2 separate regions of the Mus musculus genome follow, and region 1 is linked to region 2. A link is a contact called in ENCODE Hi-C or POLR2A ChIA-PET data. All regions are on one chromosome and are shown on one strand. The core of a region is the stretch at or near the end of the contact, and the rest is flanking DNA. Distances in the headings are between cores, read along the strand shown. Region 1 holds the start of Ccnc (cyclin C). Region 2 holds the start of Pnisr (PNN interacting serine/arginine-rich).

Region 1 (6,938 bases), core at 730-3,229, 120 kb after region 2:
TTGTGAGTGCTATTTGTGAGTGGAATATATTTGTGAGTGCTTTGCTGGATATAAATCTGTGTCAATCAGTGTGACTCCCGTACTGTCTGGTCGATTAACAAGGATGCTGTAGACGCCATTTCAAACTCTCAGGTAAGTTATTCATCAGAGTTCTCTAGTTTTTCAGCAGCCCACTGGCAGCCTCAGCAAGATCGTTTGAAGAAAAAAACAAAAAACAGGAAAACTTGAGGGTAAAGAATCTCTTGATGGTTTCAAAGCTTCTCTACCTCTTTCTCAATTTCCTTCATAGTGTCATGTGTACCAAACACCAGCACACAGGTTTTCAGACCCTCTAGACTAAGAACCATCCTGGAAGATAGACTCTTGCTATATCCAAAGACTTACTACTGCCTGTCTTAGTATTATGTCACTGAGACAGGCAATCAAGGCATTATCTGAGCACCAGGATTAAGTACAGGCCCAAGCTTTATCCCACCTTTTTGGGTCATCCCCTTTTGTATTTCATTTTTTTAATGGAAACATCTCAGTGAGTGAGAACAATGTAAAATAATGTCCCCCAGTGATGCTTCATTGGCCTTTCATCTTCCCAGAAACACTTGGTAGCAAGGGAGGACCTGCTTTCAGAAACAGGTTTCCAAATTCAGTTTTCTTTCTTTCTTTTTTTTTCCCCCTTCTTCTTCTTTATTCTCAGGCAAAGAGGGAAACAAGCAAACCAATTCACAGAATTAAAATTTTGTTATTCTCTTCCCACTAAAATTTAATTAAACTAAATGTCTCTATCTAGTCCTGTTCATTTTTTATGTATTTAGTGGAAAGCCTGCTCAACGCTTAGCCCAAGCATACAACTTCCTGCATGTTTAACCAAATGTATTTAGAGACAAATATCTTTAAGATTACTTTAGCCCTTCCATGGTCACTGAAAGACATTAAAATTTAGTGATTTAAGTGGTTAAAGGAAGAGGACAAAATCTGGGAAATACACGACTTTAAGGCAAAATATAAGACACTGGCTAATGAATGAAAATGGATATATTTTGAGAGCCCCTGTGCTCGCAAATTCTAGAAGCATTAAAGTCAATTTAGGAGCCTGCAATTGGTGGCTCATGCCTTTAATTCCAACACTTAGAAGCAGAAGCAGAGGCAGGCAGATTTCATTAAGTTCGATGCCAGCCTGTGAGTTTTAGGGCAGCCATCCCTCAACGTGAGAAACACTGCTTCGGGGATGGGGGTAGTGGTGTCAATCTAGGCATAAGGCTGGGCCAGGAAGCAGCAGGTAGAAACAAGCACGACTCACTCCTCTCCTCTGAGTAAATATTAAATCTACAGTAAGGCGAATGACAAGAGATTATAATATCACTGCTATGAAAAAACAAACAAACAAACAAGCTAGCTAGCAATAGCCAACCATGTCCATCCAAAGCAGGGAACCTCACAGAGCTACAATGGGTCACTCTTTCCCTTGCCGGTGCCCACATCATCCCACCAATCAAACCCCAAATTTGAAATGAAACCGCCTCCGACTCCCTTCCCGGAGATCAAACCCCTTACCTCTTACCCATCCTTCGAGCTCACCTCCCCTCTGCTCCCGAAATCTCTCTGTGAGAAGAGGGGAGGCTCGCAAACGACAGCATCACGTTTCGGACCCCCGGCTTCCCAGGGAGGGCTCACCCGCAGCGGCCAGGATGGAAACCCCGAGGGATGGGCAGGCCCAGCCCTCCTGTGCCCCAGCCCCGGCCCCAGGCGAGAAAATGGAAGCTCACTTACTAGTGGGAGCTCTGCCAGAAGTTCCCTGCCATGGAATAATACTGCTTGCCCTGATACAAATGCACCAGCCAGCAAAGCGGCCCGCGGAGCGACCATAGACACAGTCCGGACGACTGTGCTCCTACCAGACTGGCTGGGCTGAACTCCACAGCCACCGCAGCCGGAGGAAGAGAACAGCACCCTCGTCGCCTTGACGCCGGTCGACAACACTGAGCGGCGTACACCGGTTCCGGCAGACAAAAGTTCCGGCCCGCCCTAGTTGCGGAGGAAGCTAGCAACCGCCCGACCGCCAATGGGCTTGTTGAGGCGGGAGCTAAGGAAACACGGGCGGAGGCTCCCGGTGGCGAGAGGCTCTCCCCGAGGTTTCCTGCCAATTCTCCTCCAGAGCGTCCACACACTGGGTTTCTGGTCTAGTGCGGTTTTCTTTTGGGTCCATTTAGGGATCTTGTTAATCCACGGTGTAGGCCTTCAGAAATAGCACACTGGCGTTGAAGAAAGCATGGCAGTATATGACTGCTTTTTCCCTAGGGCTGAAAGGAGAAATAAATGAAAGTAATTTTGGCCTTAAGATGTAAGTGCTCTTAGTAAAGTTCCTGTCGGTATTAAGCCTAACGAGTTAAGTGTAGACTTAACTTAGAGTAGCAATCTTTTTATGTCAGAGCCGGCTACTTGTTTACCTAAAAACATGAGCATATAAATGTACATCTAGCTAACACTTACGTTCCAAATGGGTATGCCGCAGAAATGCAATTAAATAATATTTAAATGTTGCTGTTATCATTGCAACTTTGCGTTCGCGTTTCGTACTGTACTTCGGCGGCAGAGTCAAGAACATGAGGAGTTTCAGGCCAGTCCTTGCTTCATGCTGAGACGCCATCTAGGGGAAAAGAGGAAAAGGGATGTAGATAATCAAGGATGTAAAATGCTTGCTGGTGCCCCAGAAGCTCTGGGTGATACTCAGCACTATATACACCTGCAAGCTAAGGGTATTCAATACCCTCAGATACGTTGTTTTGGGCCAGCCTAGGACAGGTGAGGATCTATCTAAATCTTTTAAGTTTTAATTTAAATTAAAAAATGTCTCTAAATGATTGGGCACACCTGAAAATTAGTCAAGAATTCCGAGGAAGATAGCACCAATGTTTTTCCTTTGTGAGTGGAGTCTAATTGAGATGTGGAATGGAGTGAAAACAATTTCTATAAGTGAAACTAGTATGCCAACTATAGAAAAGATGTTTTTAAATTCCACCCACTTAGGCACGTACACAATTAACCTGTGAAATACATTTATTCTTGAATTTGGATGAGCTAGACTAGGCTTCATTGTTATAACATTGTTATACCCCCAACTTAGCTTGAAAATTCGTCTCATTCTCATGGTATTTCCTAAAGCTGGCTAGTTCTTCCTGGCTGCCCTCTAGATCTTCAGAGAACTAGAGGGTTTCTATCTCCCAACTATTCATTTCAATGTTCCTTGCTTCCAAGATCAACATCTTTCTGGGCAGAACATGACTCAAGCGAGCTCTTTAATAACTAGTATTAAGAGTCTTGAAATAGAAACAACCCAATCAATTTTCATGACCCACTGACCAGAATATACCCAAATGACTCCAACTTAATAGCCAAGGTACCTAAAAAATGTTGAGAGGCATGTAATACATTTGTGAACATTACTGTTTGTTTCACTGCAGATCAGTTTGTTTGTTTGTTTGTTTTGTTTTTTCAAGACAGGGTTTCTCTGCATAGCCCTGGTTGTCCTGGAACTCACTTTGTAGACCAGGCTGGCCTGGAACTCAGAAATCCGCCTGCCTTTGCCTCCCGAGTGCTGGGATTAAAGGCGTGTGCCACCACGCCCGGCAGATCATATTTTTCTTTTTCTTTTTTTTAAAGATTTATTTATTTTATTTATATGAGTACACTGTAGCTGTCTTCAGACACACCAGAAGAGGGCATCAGGTTCCATTACAGATGGTTGTGAACAACCATGTGGTTGCTGGGAATTGAACTCAGGATCTCTGGAAGAGCAGTCAGTGCTCTTAACCGCTGAGCCATCTCTCCAGCCCCTCAGATCATATTTTTCAAAATGTGTTTTAAAGACACAACCATCACCCAAGTTGTGCATCATAGAGATTTAGATTTGCTTTAATTCTCTCTGCTCTTTTCCTTTTGTTTTATCAGCCTTGCATAAAGATTCTGTAACAAACTGCTTGCGATGTTTTATGTGCTTCTATGACACTTTTTTCTTTCTTTCTTTCTTTCTTTTTTTTTTACTGTTTTAGACAAGATCTCACTATGTACCTTTGGCTGTCCTTAAACTCACAAAGATCTGCCTGCCTCTTTCTCCTGAGTGCTGGAACTAAAAGTGTGAGCCACTACACCTAGCTCCTATAACACTTTAAAAACGGGAAGGCGTTAGCACACATCTTTAATCCCAGAACGCAGGAGGCAGAGGCAGAGGCAGAGGCAGAGGCAGAGGCAGAGGCAGAGGCAGAGGCAGAGGCAGAGGCAGAGGAGGCAGAGGAGGCAGAGGAGGCAGAGGAGGCAGAGGAGGCAGAGGAGGCAGAGGCAGAGGAGGCAGAGGCAGAGGCAGAGGCAGAGGAGACAGAGGCAGAGGCAGAGGAGGCAGAGGCAAAGGCAGAGGAGGCAGAGGCAGAGGCAGAGGCAGAGGCAGGCTGATCTCTTGAGTTTGAGGCCAGCCTGGTCTACAGAATGAGTTCAAGAATGGCCAAAGCTGGGCTGGTGAGATGGCTCAGTGGGTAAGAGCACCCGACTGTTCTTCCAAAGGTCCAGAGTTCAAATCCCAGCAACCACATGGTGGCTCACAACCATCTGTAGCGAAATCTGACGCCCTCTTCTGGTGTGTCTGAAGACAGCTACAGTGTACTTACATGTAATAAATAAATAAATCTTTAAAAAAAAAAAAAAAAAAAAAGAATGGCCAAAGCTACACAGAGAAACTCTGTCTTGGGGGAGAGGGTTGCAGTATCCTGGGCTGGCCTGGAACTCACTGTGAACTCAAGTGTTCTGATTTGCTTCTCTGTTATTGTGATAAAATGCTGACAAAGGCAACTTGGGTATATAAAGGGTTGGCTTCACCTTCTGCTCCAGCATCGAGGAAGGCCATGGCGGGAATCTGCTTCAAAACTGAAGCAGAGACCATGGAGAAAATCTTAATTCACCGTGGCTTACTACTTTGTTATGTTTCATGAGCCCACCTGCTCAGGGATGGCACTGCCCACAGTGGACTGGCTCCTCCCATATCAATTAGCAATCAAGAAAATGCCTCACAGACAAGCCCACAGGCCAGTCTAATGAAGGTAATTACTCAATTGAGAGTCCTCTTTGAAGGGACATCTAGGTTTGTGTCAAGTTGACAAGTATGATACCATTAATGTTCTACTTTACCTTTCTGATCCTCCTGCCTGCACCTACTAAGTGCTAAGGTTGCAGGCCTCTTCTATGTACTCTATTAATTTATATATTATACATGTCTATTGTTATCTTAGCACCTAGCATCTACTTTATGTCTGTGCCTATACACTTTCCCACATCTTTGTAACACCTAATAGGCATAGCAATACTGATATTTGTGGGGTTTGGGGATATTTTTAAACTGTGTATGTGTCAAGAAGAGGTTGTTAGATTCCCTGGAGCTGGAGTTAGAGGTGGTTGTGAGCTTCTCAAGCTGGTAATGAGATGGCCTCAGGCCTTCTGGAAGACCAGCAAGTGCTCTTAACCACTGAGCCATGTCTTCAGCCCATACACTGATATTTGTATCTAACTCTCACATAATTGGGGGAAGGTGTGTGCTTTAATATCATAACATGGATACAAAATCATGTTGGAATGTGAATGCAAAAACAAACTGCAACACATTATTAGAGCCATTATATAATACCATCCAGGTGCCTTTCTTTTGGGAAGACTTTTACACAGCTAACCAAAAAAAAAAAAAAAAAAAAAAAAACCCACATAGAATTGTTTTTTGTTTATATTCTGATTTCTGCTTCCAGTCCACAACACCAAACTTGCAGCACTTTCCAGAAAGGCTGTGTAAGTTAAGGTCCTAAAGCTGAGGTCTTCTGATCTCTGCAGGAATTTAACTTCGACTGTTCTCTCTCTTCTCCTCCCCTCTCTCAGAGTTTCAAGCTGGCTTCAGACTCACAGAGAGCCTGCCTTTGCCTTCCCTGAGTACTGGAGTTCAAGGCACATGCCACCCCTGCCCAGGTCATTCTCCTCACTTAATTTCCCTGTCTACTTCAGAGGATTTGTTTCACTTATTTTATTTTCGTGACCAGTGTGTTTTGCTTTGTTTTTGTTCTTCAAGACAGGGTTTCTCTGTGTAGCCCTGGCTGTTCTGGAACTTACTCTGTAGACCAGGCTGCCCTCAAACTCTGAGATCCAACTGCCTCTGCCACCGCCACCCAGCAATGGCCTAGTGATTTTAATTACTTACATAAACACGGGAAGGTTGATTTTGTGTGTGTGTGTGTGTCTGTGTGTGTGTGTGTGTGTGTGTGTGTTGGGGGGAGGTTAATTAACTGGAACTTGGGCAACGTATCTAAGGGAAATGTATTTGCCTCCGCCCAGAAAAACTGTTAATAACTCCACAGGAAGGGTAGAGCATCATGAGCCCCCCCACCCCATTTCAAGTCCTTCCTTGAAAGTTCTGTGAAATGGGAAAATCAAGTCCAGAAGACTATGTTTAGTGTTCTCCATTGTTGTGGATGGGCCTGGTGCTGCTTGTATTTTGATGCTAATTCCTCTCTCCAGGGAGGGGTGGCAGACAAAGAGTGAGTCAGAACTCAGACTTCTTGTGTACCAATCCCCTATAAAGGAGCCAATCACTGGGTGAGTAGGCAGGACTTCCGGGCTGGACGGAGGAAGTGAATAAGGAGAAGAGAGGGTTAGAGGCCTTTTGTAACGGGGATGGCATAAGGGCAAGATATAGCTGCTAGAGTTACCCAGTATCATGGCAGATCCGACGGGATTCCACACCGGAAGAATCAGATTTCATAGGGCTTACAAAGTTTTAGTTGTTATGCTCAGAGATGGAGTTAGCATTGTTTCTGAGCTAAGTTTGTGTGGTATTTTTCTTCTTCTTGAGACAATTCCACTGGGTTCCAGAGAGAAAGATATGGTGGCAAAGCATGGGTTTGCCTAATGTGCACCAC
Region 2 (6,517 bases), core at 1,668-4,167:
CACTTGCCACCCATCCTGGTAACCTGAATGCATTTTATCCCTGTAACACACATGCATGGTCAAAGACGAGGACCAATTCGTGAAAGTAGTCCTCTGACCTCCACAAACATGTCAAGGCACGTGTGTTCTCACACAGAGACATACGTACACAAAATAGATAAATGTGGCTTTAAAAAAAAAAAGATTGAATCAGCTTAGTCTCCTTTTAAGACTTATTTTCAGAGATCATCAACTTTTCAGGTTTGGAGAAGTCTAATTTTGATGATTCATGCAACAGACTGTTGACAAAATTTTCTTTCACAGGGTAAAGTTAAATGTGATTTTCTTGAAAAACAACTTGAATTTGGGAAGACTAGAAAAGCCAATAACCAAAGACTGCACTTGATTATCAACAGTATCATACTGCTGGAAAAAACTAAAACCAGAGTTATGGACTAACTGGTAATCTTCCCAAAGACAGGCTGAAGTCCTAAATCCATGTTACCTGTACTTATTTGGAAACCAGTGTCTGTGTGGATACAGTACTCAATTTAGGATGAGGACAATTTCAGATGAGGACAGACATAAGTATCTGAGACTGTCCTGTGCCTACAATGCCAGAGATTGGACAACTCTACAAGCTAAAGAACAGAAAGATAGGTGCCATCAAAACCCAGAAGGAAGGAAGGTACCTGTCAAACTTTGCTTTCATACTTTTTGCCGTTAGAACCATAAAAGAGGACATTTCAGTTGTTTTAAGCCACCTAGTTTGTAGTAATCTGTTACAGTAAACCCAGATACTAACACTAGGATTATTATCATTCAGTCTTTTCTATAAATTATTCTGTATTAGAACTGCAAATGACAACAAACAGACCTGGAGCCAAAGGATGGCTCACTGCTTAAAGACGTGCTGGCTGTTCTTACAGAGCACCCAAGCTCAACCCCAGCATCACATCAAACAACTTAGACTTTCTGACATTCCAGATCCAGGGGACCAAATATCCTCACACTCATGTGCACATTTACACACTCAACACAGGCATGAGCAAGCATGCGTGCATACACATGTTTACACACACACACACACAGAGAAATAAAAATAAATCTTAAATGGAAAAAAGGAAAACGCTTCAATTGACTTCAAAATGACTTCTTCAAATAATGACCGCAAATATTTACAAAACTCATTTACAGATTGTGACAAAAAGATGAGAATTGAAATATGTTTTAAATCTCTTTGTACCTAGCAGTTCTGTATTCTTAACACTAAAGGGATTCAGAAGTGAAAGCAGTTAAGATCTTGAGTTGGTGGCTAGCCTGGGCTCCTTCCCCCAAACTGAAATAAAGTTCTATAGTAGCCCGAGTCGGTAATCTCAATTGTAAGAAGCTAAAGCAGGAAAGGCGCTGAGCGGTCTAGGCCAGTCTTTGCAACAGAGTAACAAAGAAACAAAACACCGACCAATCAAATAGAAGCTGGTGGGAAACAGCAGACACCTGAAAGATTTAGCAATGGTCAAAAGTGGAAGAATCCGGACAACAAAAGCTAGGACTGACACATAGACATAAAGTAGTAATTTTTCATTGAACAGAGACGGTGGCCAGAAGGCTCAGCAGCTACAGCACCGGCTGCTCTTGCAGAGGACCTGCCTCCAGTTGCCAGCACCTCATGGCAACTCACAACCATCTGTAACTTCAGTTCCAGGGGATCTCCACAGAAAAATACTATCTTTTTTTAAAAATGATTTTTTTCTTTAACTAAGGAAATAGGAGCATGCCCTCAATTAATAATGTAACAACATTGTTCCATTAATAGTAAAAAAAAACAAAAAAACGTGTCATGGAAGTATATGTTACTGAGAAAATAAAACACGTGGTTATACACTAGCTGTTTAATTTTTCTATAATTAAATTAAGTTCTAGGGCTTGATGTGGTAGTGAATACATTTAATTCCAGCATTCATGAGCGAAGGCAGGAGTTCCAGGCCAGCCAGGATCATATAATGAGGCTCAAAAAAGTCCTTAAATATAAAGCTTACTTATGTTTTAAATTGTGTGTCTTAAGAATATCCGAGAACTCATTACGTCTCCCCTGATGCTTTAGAAAACCACCCCACAAATAAAGTCTTTACTGTTCTGGTTTGGTTTTAGCTGGATGTACTCAAAAAAAAAAAAAAATCCAAGATTGTTTTTGTTTTATCTAGGGTTAGGAAGAGAAAAGGTAAATGAAGTATTAAAGACTGCTAATTTAATCAAGCACAGTCAAAATTTGCTCAGTGCCCAGTTTTGTTAAGATGACACTATTATCCACAAAACTACGAAACAACTGAAATATAGGATACTACTTGTTTCCTCAGTGATGCTTAACACATAATACCCATCACTGGGTAAAAACACCAAAACTAAGCAACTAAATGATACTTGTCTAGGACGCAGCAGAAAGCGGTTGCGCCTGCGTAGTGCGAGTCGCAGAGTCGAAGTTCCAGATCCCGGCCCCCGCCGCCTCCGCCCCTCCACACTCCCTGCCCCTCAAGGGTTCCCACTGCGCACGCGCACTGCTTAACGGCCGCTCAGGCGCCCAACAATTAGTCCCTTGCCTTCTCAAAGGAAACTCTTAGTTCGAAGAATGGGTCGTGAGCCCTCTCCTTAGCCAAAGGCGGTTCCCTTCGGGCGACAGCGGCTCTCTCGCTCACTCTCTCGGGCGGACGCCGGAGCTTCTCCGGAATGAGGTTCTGGCGGTGGCGCCAAGCAGCGTACGCAGCCTGAGTCCCGCTCCGTTCGCCACACTGACCCAGAGGACTTTAGTCCTCCGGCAGGTCCCCCGGGGTAAACTGCTCGTCGCTTACCCGCTCCGGTTCCGGAATACCGCTGTCGCCACCGTTCCTGTAATTCTCTCCAACCTTTCGATGCTTCTACTTCTTCATGAACAAGACAAGATGGCGCCCGGTGGTTCTCACCCGGAAGTGAATGATAATAACATCCGCTTTTCGGCTGAAGTCACACTGATTCTCAGCCAGGCTTACGACCATGTGATCTTACCGACGGGACGAGTCCGCGCCATTTTTGTTGAGGGCAAACCCAACCCACCTCGAGTTGGACCCTCTTGTGTGTGAAGCCCGTGTCATACCCGACACATTTTCATTTGTACAGCCAGCACAAAGCCGAGCCTAACGTTCCGGTACAATGGACGGAATTTAGTAAACTTTAGGCAGGAGACCCTCGAAGAGCAAATGCGTTCTAAGAATCAGTTCCGCTTTGGGAAGGATGCTGAATCGCTTTGCCTCTTTCAGACTACGGAGAGGACCGCAAGTCAAACCCTGCCAACTTGGAACTCACTGTGCCAGGCCTGAGTCGCAGAGCCTGAGTTCTGGAAGCAGGGTGTTTGCTAGGTCTCCTTGTTCACCTCCTAGCATCGCGCCCCCTGGTGGGAACATTTACTCAGTTCAACTTCGCTCAGCTACTCTTTAAGGAAAAGTAACTGAGAAGCAGAGTTTCCACTGGTCCTTCCTTACCTAAACTCCAAGATGGCCTCCCGAAAGGAGGTAAAAGGTGTTTAGCGTGAACAATGTTCATATATCTAAAATGTCAACTTTCCAGACTAGGAGTTTAATTACAAAAGGAAACAAAAATTCTAAGAAACACAGCATTCTTAACCTAAATATTGGAAAATGACTTTCTTGAAATGTCAGTGTAACTAAAAAGAGTTATGAAGGAGAATTCCAGGAAAAAGTCTGTGTCTGCAAAGATTGATTGGAGCTTCAGTGATGTGGAGAGGTTGGAATTTTACAAGTCCAGAGGCTAATTACCCAATCTGGCCCTAGCTTTACCCACGAATTGCCAGTCTTTGCCAACCTCCCCATATTAGAGCTAAATCCTGTGACTAATAGATTAAAAACCTTTTAGAACTTTTAAAAAAATGATTTATTTATTTTTATTTTATGTGTATTGGTGTTTTGCCTGCGTGCATGTCTGTGTGAGGGTGTCAAATCACTTGTTGCTGGACTACAGATAGTTGTAAGCTGCCATGTGGGTACTAGGAATTGAACTCTGGTACCAGCGCTATTAACCACTGCCCCAGCCTTTGGAACTTTTTAACTTAGCTGACTCCCAGTTTCCACCAACCCAAGAGCTAAGAATGTTATCAGATAGCATCTGCAGCGATGTAAAAAGTGTCCCCATCTTGCTGTAGCTTCTGTGATGTACACACCAATGTATCTTAAGCCTGCCTTGGTTTATGACTGTCTGTTCTTTAAAAACTATAAAATGTCATGAAACCACTTCCGTGTTATAAAAGAAATTTGGCATAACTGTGTTCCTTGTGCCATGGACATTCAAATGTGGCTCCACAATAAACTCTCTTATTCCCTTTAATGTGAGAACTCTGTTTTTAGCACCCACACCATGCACTAAAAATCTAAGTCTTTGAGTTGGGAACTGCACAAGAAATATCAAATTACTCTAGAAACAAGACTGTAGTAAACTGAATAAAGAAAATATAGGTAGATGTGAAAATAGGAATGCCCTTTACAAGAAATTCTGTAATTCTCAAATGAAGTATTTGAAAACCATGTAGTCTGTGTGATTAGAATAAAACCCTACTAAGTAAACACCTGCTAGCCTCAAGTTTGCCTTCAACATGTAATTTGGGGAGTGGGGTGGAGAAAACTGCCAATTATCTGGCAATACTATGATGTGAGTTCATGAGGTTAGTACAACTAACTCAGAAGGAGACCTGTACTTGACTATTTCCATTTAGCATCTATAAGAACTCAAGGAGATCTACTAGCAGCCACCAACCCCGTTGCTGGGATTGAAATCAAATGTCACCATACTTCACCTCACTGAGAAACATTCTAGCCAGGAAAATGGACGATCTTTGGTGAAATCTGCTTGGATTAGCAAGGCTATGGAAAATTCCTGCTCCCTATAACCATCTGTAATATATCCCAAGTAAAACTGAAACGAATACTTGGGTGACAACTTTTGCCCTCCAAGGACCTAACATATTAGTGCACAGAAAATTTTACATTGTCAAGTGATTAAATATTTTGACTAGGGACACTAGTGTAAACTAGCCATTTTGGATATCCAAATGGGAGGGCCTATTAAATGCCTTGTAGGGATTGCAGGCACACATCACCACTCCCATGTGTGGATGTCAAGTTCTATTTTATCAGAATATATGCTGTTATGTTAAAGCTCTGAACAGCTATCATATATGAGGTCTGTAATTTGGCTATTGTGTACTGTAATTATCAAGTGCCAGCATCTTGTCTGTATTACCTGGCAATCTACTATTAATGATTACCAGAGAACTTTAACTTCAGGTTTGTTTGTTCCTATTTATAGGGCTGGGAAGATATCATCATTTGTAATGCAAGAAGACTTACTTGTGTTTGATTCCCAGAACCCACACCTAAGAAAACAAAACAAACAAAACAAAACAAAAAGCAGGAGCTGTGGAGTACATTGTGGTCCCAGCACTAGGAGTGATGAAGGTAGACAGATCTCTAACATCTATTGAGTTCAACGTCAATTAAGAGACCCTATCTCAAAAACAAAGGTAGAGGGGCACCTGAGGAATGCTCGTGAATGTCCCCTCCCCCCACATGTGCATATATGCTTATGAGACCTGGTCACCAGGCCACATGTATTCAGCTACTGCCAGTTCAGATAGTACATATGAAGGCTCCCCAATGACCACAAAGTAAGCTGCTGAGTCATTTGTGAATATATCAGAAAGCTAGCCTATCTTGAACAAAAAGCAGCCACTTAAAAATTGTATGCACTAGGGGCTGGAGAGATGGCTTATCGGTTGACTGCTCTTCTGAAGATCCTGTGTTCAAATCCCAGCAACCACATGATGGCTCAGAACCATCAGTAACGAGATCTGATGCCCTCTTCTGGTGCATCTGAAGACAGCTACAGATAATAATAAATATCTAAAAAAGAAAATCACAAATCTAAAAAATATGCAATAGATTAGAAGGTGGTTGACAGAAATAGCTACTAACATTAATGTGTAGAAATTTAGATTATGGTATAGTAAAACATCAGATTTAACTGAGATTCACTATAACCTTCGAGGCAATAATATATATAATGAATTTCTATTTAATGGAAAAGTTTGAAAAGCAAGATACTAGATACTAGATGCTACTGAATGCATTTGACAAGGTAATCTAAAGAAGAAAGTGATGTGTACAGCAACCATGACCAAGGCAGATTTTATAAAAGAAATCATTTAATTGCTTAAAGTTTCAGAGGTTCCGTCCATTATCATCATGATGGTGGCGTGCAGGCAGACACTGGACCAGTGGCTGGGAACTACATCATGATCCATAGGCAGGGAGAGTGACTCTGGGCGTGGCATGGGCCTTTGATACCATGAAGCACATCCCCAGTGACACACTTCCTCCAATAAAGCCACACCTCCCAATTCTTTTAATCCTTTCAAATAGTCCTGGTGCCTAATCATTCAAATATATGAGCCTGTGGGATATTATTATTCAAACCATCACATGAATATAGTCTGACT

Evidence for each region. A loop is a pair of places that touch in the nucleus more often than their neighbours do. ChIA-PET counts read pairs that join two places held with the same protein, here RNA polymerase II (POLR2A).
Region 1: a map of heart shows a loop between it and region 2 (14-fold over the local background). The contact joins the promoter of Ccnc here to the promoter of Pnisr in region 2. A Hi-C loop is called at or near these places in 1 of 37 maps with a recorded cell type or tissue (heart). POLR2A ChIA-PET finds 5 or more read pairs at or near these places in 4 of 5 experiments (Patski and embryonic stem cell).

Annotation. Positions count from the first base shown.
Region 1 is chr4:21,722,742-21,729,679 of GRCm38, reverse strand. It overlaps Ccnc (cyclin C), which reads right to left and starts at 1,979. Exons shown (of 12, transcript NM_016746.4): 1 at 1,765-1,979. The coding sequence starts at 1,796.
Region 2 is chr4:21,844,448-21,850,964 of GRCm38, reverse strand. Pnisr (PNN interacting serine/arginine-rich) reads right to left here and starts at 2,917. Exons shown (of 11, transcript NM_001369189.1): 1 at 2,826-2,917. 4930528A17Rik (RIKEN cDNA 4930528A17 gene) reads left to right here and starts at 2,517. Exons shown (of 1, transcript NR_028384.1): 1 at 2,517-4,638.